Linked DNA regions of Homo sapiens: region 1 is linked to region 2. A link is an interaction called in ENCODE POLR2A ChIA-PET data of the cell type or tissue named here. Cell type or tissue: Panc1. All regions are shown on one strand. Links, peaks and the distances in the headings refer to the core of each region. The heading gives the core; the rest is flanking DNA.

Region 1 (2,930 bases), core at 91-2,590, 56 kb after region 2:
TTCTATCAATTATAGTATATATATCTCTTTAAATATATATATCCAATATAATAATATACGTATAAATGTGTTTTGTAAATAGTAGTGTATGGTATATAATCACATGGTTCGGTAATTTTTAGGAATTGTTTTTATTTTTTTGAGATGGAGTCTCGCTCTGTTGCCCAAGCTGGAGTGCAGTGGTGCAGTCTTGGCTCACTGCAACCTCTGCCCCCTGGGTTCAAGGGATCCTCCCACCTCAGCCACCTGAGTAACTGGGATTACAGGCGTGCGCCACCACACCCAGCTAATTTTTGTATTTTTCGTAGAGATGGGTTTCACCATGTTGGCCAGGCTGGTCTCAAATTCCTGACCTCAAGTGATCCACCCGCCTGCCTTGGCCTCCAAAGTGCTGGGATTATAGGCATGAGCCACTGCCCCGGCCTCAGGAATTATTTTATTGTTTTGTTGCTTGGAACACTTGAATAAGTATATAAAAATTCTACCTTGTTGACATTTTATTGGTTGAAGTCATCTTGGACTTTTGTGGACAGTAATATGATGTTCCTCTCATTTATAGGTCACTATTTCTCTATGACCCTTAATTTTTTTATCTTTCTTTTTCATGTCATCACTAACTATCAACATCTGCTAACTAAATTGATGCCTTTTATTCCTTTGTGGATAATCTTGGGTTTCACAGGCATGCATTGACAAGTTCAGGCTTGATTACATCCATTGCCTGCACACTTAACACATTTTGAGAGGATCAGTGAACAGAATTACTTGTACTGTTTAAATTCAAGTTCTTTTTGAGCATGATTATAGATGGAGTCTTGAGGTTCAATGAATATTTGATGCAACCACCGTGTATGTAATGTGCTAGTTTCCAAAAATGTTTTTTGTTTAGCACCTGTTTTTCAGATAGAGCTTATAATATCCAGATGTGTAAGCACTATGTCCAGATTTATATTTAAGGAGATAAGAAGCAGCTGTACTACTGTGAAAATCGTCTTTATAAAAAAAAAAAATTAGCTACTCTGTACTACCAGTAATTCTGTCTACACTGAATGTGTTACTAACGTTTTTCTATCTTTTTATCTTTAGTTGGATTGAATGAACAAATGAAGGCTGTTCGAAAGAGAAATGAGACCTCTGTTATCGATCAGATTGGGGAAGATTTGCTGACATGGGTAAGGAAATTTTCTGTTTCTTTTTAATATTTTTATGGACACTTGATGGTTAGATTCAAGTTGAGTAACTAACCTTTCCAAATATGCAAACTCATCCATGTTGCAAAGTTAATGCAAAGCTGAGAAAGGTCAAGCAGTAGATTCCATTTCAAGAAACCACCTGTTTTGCTCATCTGTAAGAAGCAGACCCTTATCCATTAAAAGTCATACCATGAGATTGCAGTGATTCAGTCACACCTTCAGGCTCCACTGTAATCCTAGTTTTTTTGCAGTTACCTCTTCCACTGAAGTCTTGAACCCCTCGAAGTCACCTATGAGGGTTGGAATCAACTTCCAAACTCCTGTTAATATTGATATTTTGACCTCCTCCTGTGAATTATGAATGTTCTTAATGGCATCTAGAATAATGAATCCTTTTCAGAAGGTATTCAGTTTGCTTTGCCCAGACCAATCAGAGGAATCACCTTATGAAATATATTTCTTAAATAATAAGACTTGAAAGTGAAAATTACTCCTTGGTCCATGAGCTGCAGAATGGATATTGTGTTAGCAGGCCTGCAAACAACATTGATCTCCTTGTACATCTCCATCAGAAGTCTTTAAGTGACCATGTGCATTGTCAATGGGCAGTAATATTTTAAAAGTAACTTTTTTTTTTTCTGAGCAGTAGGTCTTAACAGACATGCTGTCATCTAGGCTTTGTTGTTTCATTTATAGAGCACAGACAGAGTAGATTTAGCATTATTCTTAAGGGTCCCAGGAATTTCAGAATGGTAAACAATCATTGGCTTCAACTTAAAGTCATTGGCCCCTAACAAGAGAGCTGGCCTTTCTTTTGACATGCTGAAGTCAGACATTGATTTCTCCTCTCTAGCTATGAAAGTTCTAGATGGCATCTTCTTCCAATAGAAGGCTATTTCATCTACATTGAATATCTGTTGTTCAGTGTAGCCACTGTAATCAATTATCTCAGGTACGTCTTCTGGATAACTTACTATAGCTTCTACTGCTATATCAGCACTTGCTGCATCACTTTGTACTTTTATTTTTATGGAGATGACTTCTTTTCTTAAATCTCATCAGTTTACCCCTGCTACCTTCAAACTCTTCGTCTGCAGCTTCCTTACCTCTCAGCCTTCATAGAATTGAAGAGAATTAGGGGCTTGCTTTGTATTAGGCTTTGGCTTAAGGGAATATTGTGGCTGATTTCATCTTCTTTATACAGACTAATAGGCTGTTTCACTTTCCTCTTGTTCATTTGTTCATTGGAGTAGCACTTTTATTTCCTTCAAGAATTTTTTCTTTGTGTTCACAAGTTGGCCATTTGGCGTAAGAGCCAAATCTCAGCTTTTGACATGCCTTCCTTACTAAACTTAATCATTTCTAGCTTTTAATTTCAAGTGAGAGATATGTGACTCCTCACTTGAACCCCTAAAGACCATTGCAGCATTGTTAATTGGCCCAAATTCAATATTGTTGTGTCTCAGAATAAGGAGGCCCAAGGAAAGGGAAGAGAGTTGGGGGAATGGTCAGTTGGTGGGGCGGTCAGAACACACACAACATTTTTCCATTAGGTTTGCCACCATATGTGGGTGCAGTTCATGGTGCCCCAAAGCAATAAATAGTAACATCAAAGATCACTGATGACAGATCACCGTAACAGAGTAAAATGAAACAGCTTAAACTATTATGAGAACTACCAAAATGTGGCACAGAGACATGACATGAGCACATGGTTTTGGAAAAACGGCACCAACA
Region 2 (2,930 bases), core at 284-2,783:
AAATGTAGCTGTGCTTAATATACAAAATCAAAAGTAAAGGCAGGCCAGGCGCGGCGGCTCACACCTGTAATCCCAGCACTTTGGGAGGCCAAGGCAGGCTGATCACTTGAGGTCGGGAGTTCAAGATCAGCCTGGCCAACATGGCGAAACCCCGTCTCTACTAAAAATACAAAAATTAGCTGGGCATGGTGGCACGCAGCTGTAACCCCAGCTACTCGGGAGGCTGAGGCAGGAGAAGTGTTTGAACCCGGGAGGTGGAGGTTACAGTGAGCTGAGATTTCACCACTGCACTCCAGCCTGGGTGACAAAGCGAGACTTAATCGAAAAAAGAAAAGGAAAAAAAAAAAAGGCATCTAGCCACCATATCCCAGTGATTCAAATTCCTGATAATTCTTTGCTTTATTAATCATCGTTCTTCATTTTGGAATTTGACTTTTTTGCTATCTGTTAATAGAAAAATACACACACACACATATAAGTAAACACAGTATATTCATTGTTGACCAAGTGTCCAAGTTATCAATATGATATTTTCAAAAACCAGGCACAGTTTCATTAGGCACCTGTAACATTATGTCATAGTCACATACAGCTGTTCTACATAATATCGATCCAAAAGATATTGTCATGATTTCATGATTAGACTACACAGTGGACAGGGACTTAAAAATATAGGAGTTTTGTTCACCAGAATGTATTTCATCAGACTAATGGTTGAACTGATTTGTTGCTTATGACCTGGCCACTTTGTAGCTTTCAGACCTGCCTTTCTGTAGCAGTTGATAGTATGGATTATCTGATCTTCCTTCCCTTCTGGGACAGGCTTTTCTCTTTTCTAATTCATTTTCTTAATCTCCTACCTCCATTCTCAATCATGCAGATGCTAGTTTCTCCCCCATATTTGAGCCTGAGCATTTTTTCAAGTTTCCTTGGTGTTTTACATTTCAGTGACCATCAGTAGGTTGATAACTCAAATCTGCAACTTTAGCCCCAGGCTTTCTTTGAGGTTCTAGCTTTCTATTTCCAGCTCTCTGATTACATCTGTCTCAATATTCAGCATGTGGTAGGGATTTTGCAAAACTATGGGATTATCTTGGTGACTTTCCTAGCTGAAGCAGAGAGAACTAATGAAATAGCCAAGAAGGTTCTTGACATTGTTACTTATGCATATAAGCATATATATACACACATATGTACACATATATTTATTTGCTTTAGCAGATACTTTAAAGTAGAATTCAATGATTAGAGAAAAAATTATGATTTTAATATTATTTGAGACGTTCTTAATCTATACTTGAAGTAGTAAGTAGATTATGATAAGCAAGTTGGACTGTGGGCGTGGTCCTTGTTCATTTTCTCATTCCGTTTTTGTCCCCATTTTTCCTCTCCTTTTTCATTACCTTGTAAGAGAAAATAGCTCAGGAAACGGGTTTACAATCAGTAGTCTGGGAACTTCCGGGATTCTTTACCAGCATCCCCCTGGATGTTGCAGTCCCTGACGCAAGCAGCATTGTTTTAGGGTAGGAGTTTTTATAATGGCTGTGAGGTCGAGTGCCTAAGGTTGATAAATGGCAGTTGTTATCCTTTGCAGAAACTCAGTTGGAATCCTTTCTGTCAACTTGTATGTTCATCTGTAAATTAAGAAACATGTTCCCATTCCCTCCCTCTCCTACCTCAACAGTTATGGACAGACTGCTTAGGAACTCCTATTTCTGAAGATTTCGTGGTCTTTTGTAAAGTCAGTTTGTTCTCTAGAGCAGTGTCATCTTGTCCCAGAACCCCCTTTACTTACTACCACTACTTCTTTGTAAGTTAACATGCTATCACTGATTAGGAAAGGTTTTAGATTCTTAGTCTTTTTCTATGGATCAATTTTGGTTTAAATAGGTGTCGAAGGGAATTGTAAGTCAGCTTGTATTTTGGAGGTTTTGTTTCTACCTCCATGCCAAATGAAATGTAGTCATTGAAGTATCATTGTATTATGTTTATTTCTGTCTTTACTAATAGGCTTTTTTAAAACCCTAGTTTTACTGATGTTCTTAATAAAGTACGGTTCCTATTACTAAATAATCTTTACATAAAATGCCATAGGTTGAAATAATTTAAAAGACAGAAATCAAAATGTAGGATGATATTTGAGAAGACTTAGATTAGCATTTATATATAGCATCAAACGCTTATCAAGAAGCTTCCGGCAGTATTCATTTAAAAGAGAGAGAACCAGGAGGAAATGCTGTAGTTCTTTCAGCTTATAGGACCCCCCCAGAAAAACAAAACAGGAAAGTGCCCTTTGTTTTCTACTTTTGGAAGGTATTTTTTGTAACCGATAATTACTTTAATGTTAATTTTTTTCTAGATAATCTGTTATTAAATCTAAACCTAATAATTGAGGATCACGATGACATAGATCAATAGTGCAGTAATCAACACCCAGATATTTTGGGAAGTAGTGTGAAGTGATGGGAAGGAAGGAACTTTCCCTTCTAGGAAAACAGTGAGAATAATATTTTAATGGCAAAATATTTCTTTTTGTCTTGATTTTTAAAAATCTATAAAATGGAAAGTATATCTCTTCATAGAGATTTCTTTTTTTCAAGATTAAACGAGATAATACATGTGGAAATAATGCATAGCATTTGGTAAGCCCTTTATAAATTTAGCAATTGCTCTTATTATTGGGATTTTTAAAAAGAAAAGCTATATTCTAGGACAGCTGATGGTAAATGCACTGGCAGTTTAAGATTTAACAAAGTAGTTAAGATACTTAAACATGGTGTTCAACTTCTTATTCCTCCAGCTTATTGATTCTTGCTATTGGAAAGTTACCATAAGATTTAAATCTCTTATTCTGGTTCAGTAGGATGAATAAATTTAGTAACAAAATCTTACAAGTAAAGTAACTACATCTATCCTTATTTTTTCTTTGT

Evidence for each region. Peaks named below come from ENCODE experiments on the same cell type or tissue, not always from the same donor. Only the 100,000 strongest peaks of a DNase experiment are listed, where the experiment ranks them.
Region 1: POLR2A ChIA-PET joins it to region 2 with 11 read pairs; 4 of 35 experiments call an interaction of 5 or more read pairs at or near these places.

Annotation. Positions count from the first base shown.
Region 1 is chr11:120,459,586-120,462,515 of GRCh38, forward strand. It overlaps ARHGEF12 (Rho guanine nucleotide exchange factor 12), which reads left to right. Exons shown (of 41, transcript NM_015313.3): 27 at 1,087-1,172. Among named protein-coding and RNA genes, the nearest start is that of GRIK4, 51 kb to the right of the region's middle. In Panc1, for the core only: no CTCF peak of the experiment used is centred there; no DNase peak of the experiment used is centred there.
Region 2 is chr11:120,403,183-120,406,112 of GRCh38, forward strand. The region is part of intron 1 of ARHGEF12 (Rho guanine nucleotide exchange factor 12); the gene reads left to right. Among named protein-coding and RNA genes, the nearest start is that of ARHGEF12, 68 kb to the left of the region's middle. In Panc1, for the core only: no CTCF peak of the experiment used is centred there; no DNase peak of the experiment used is centred there; H3K27ac peaks cover 2,500 bases.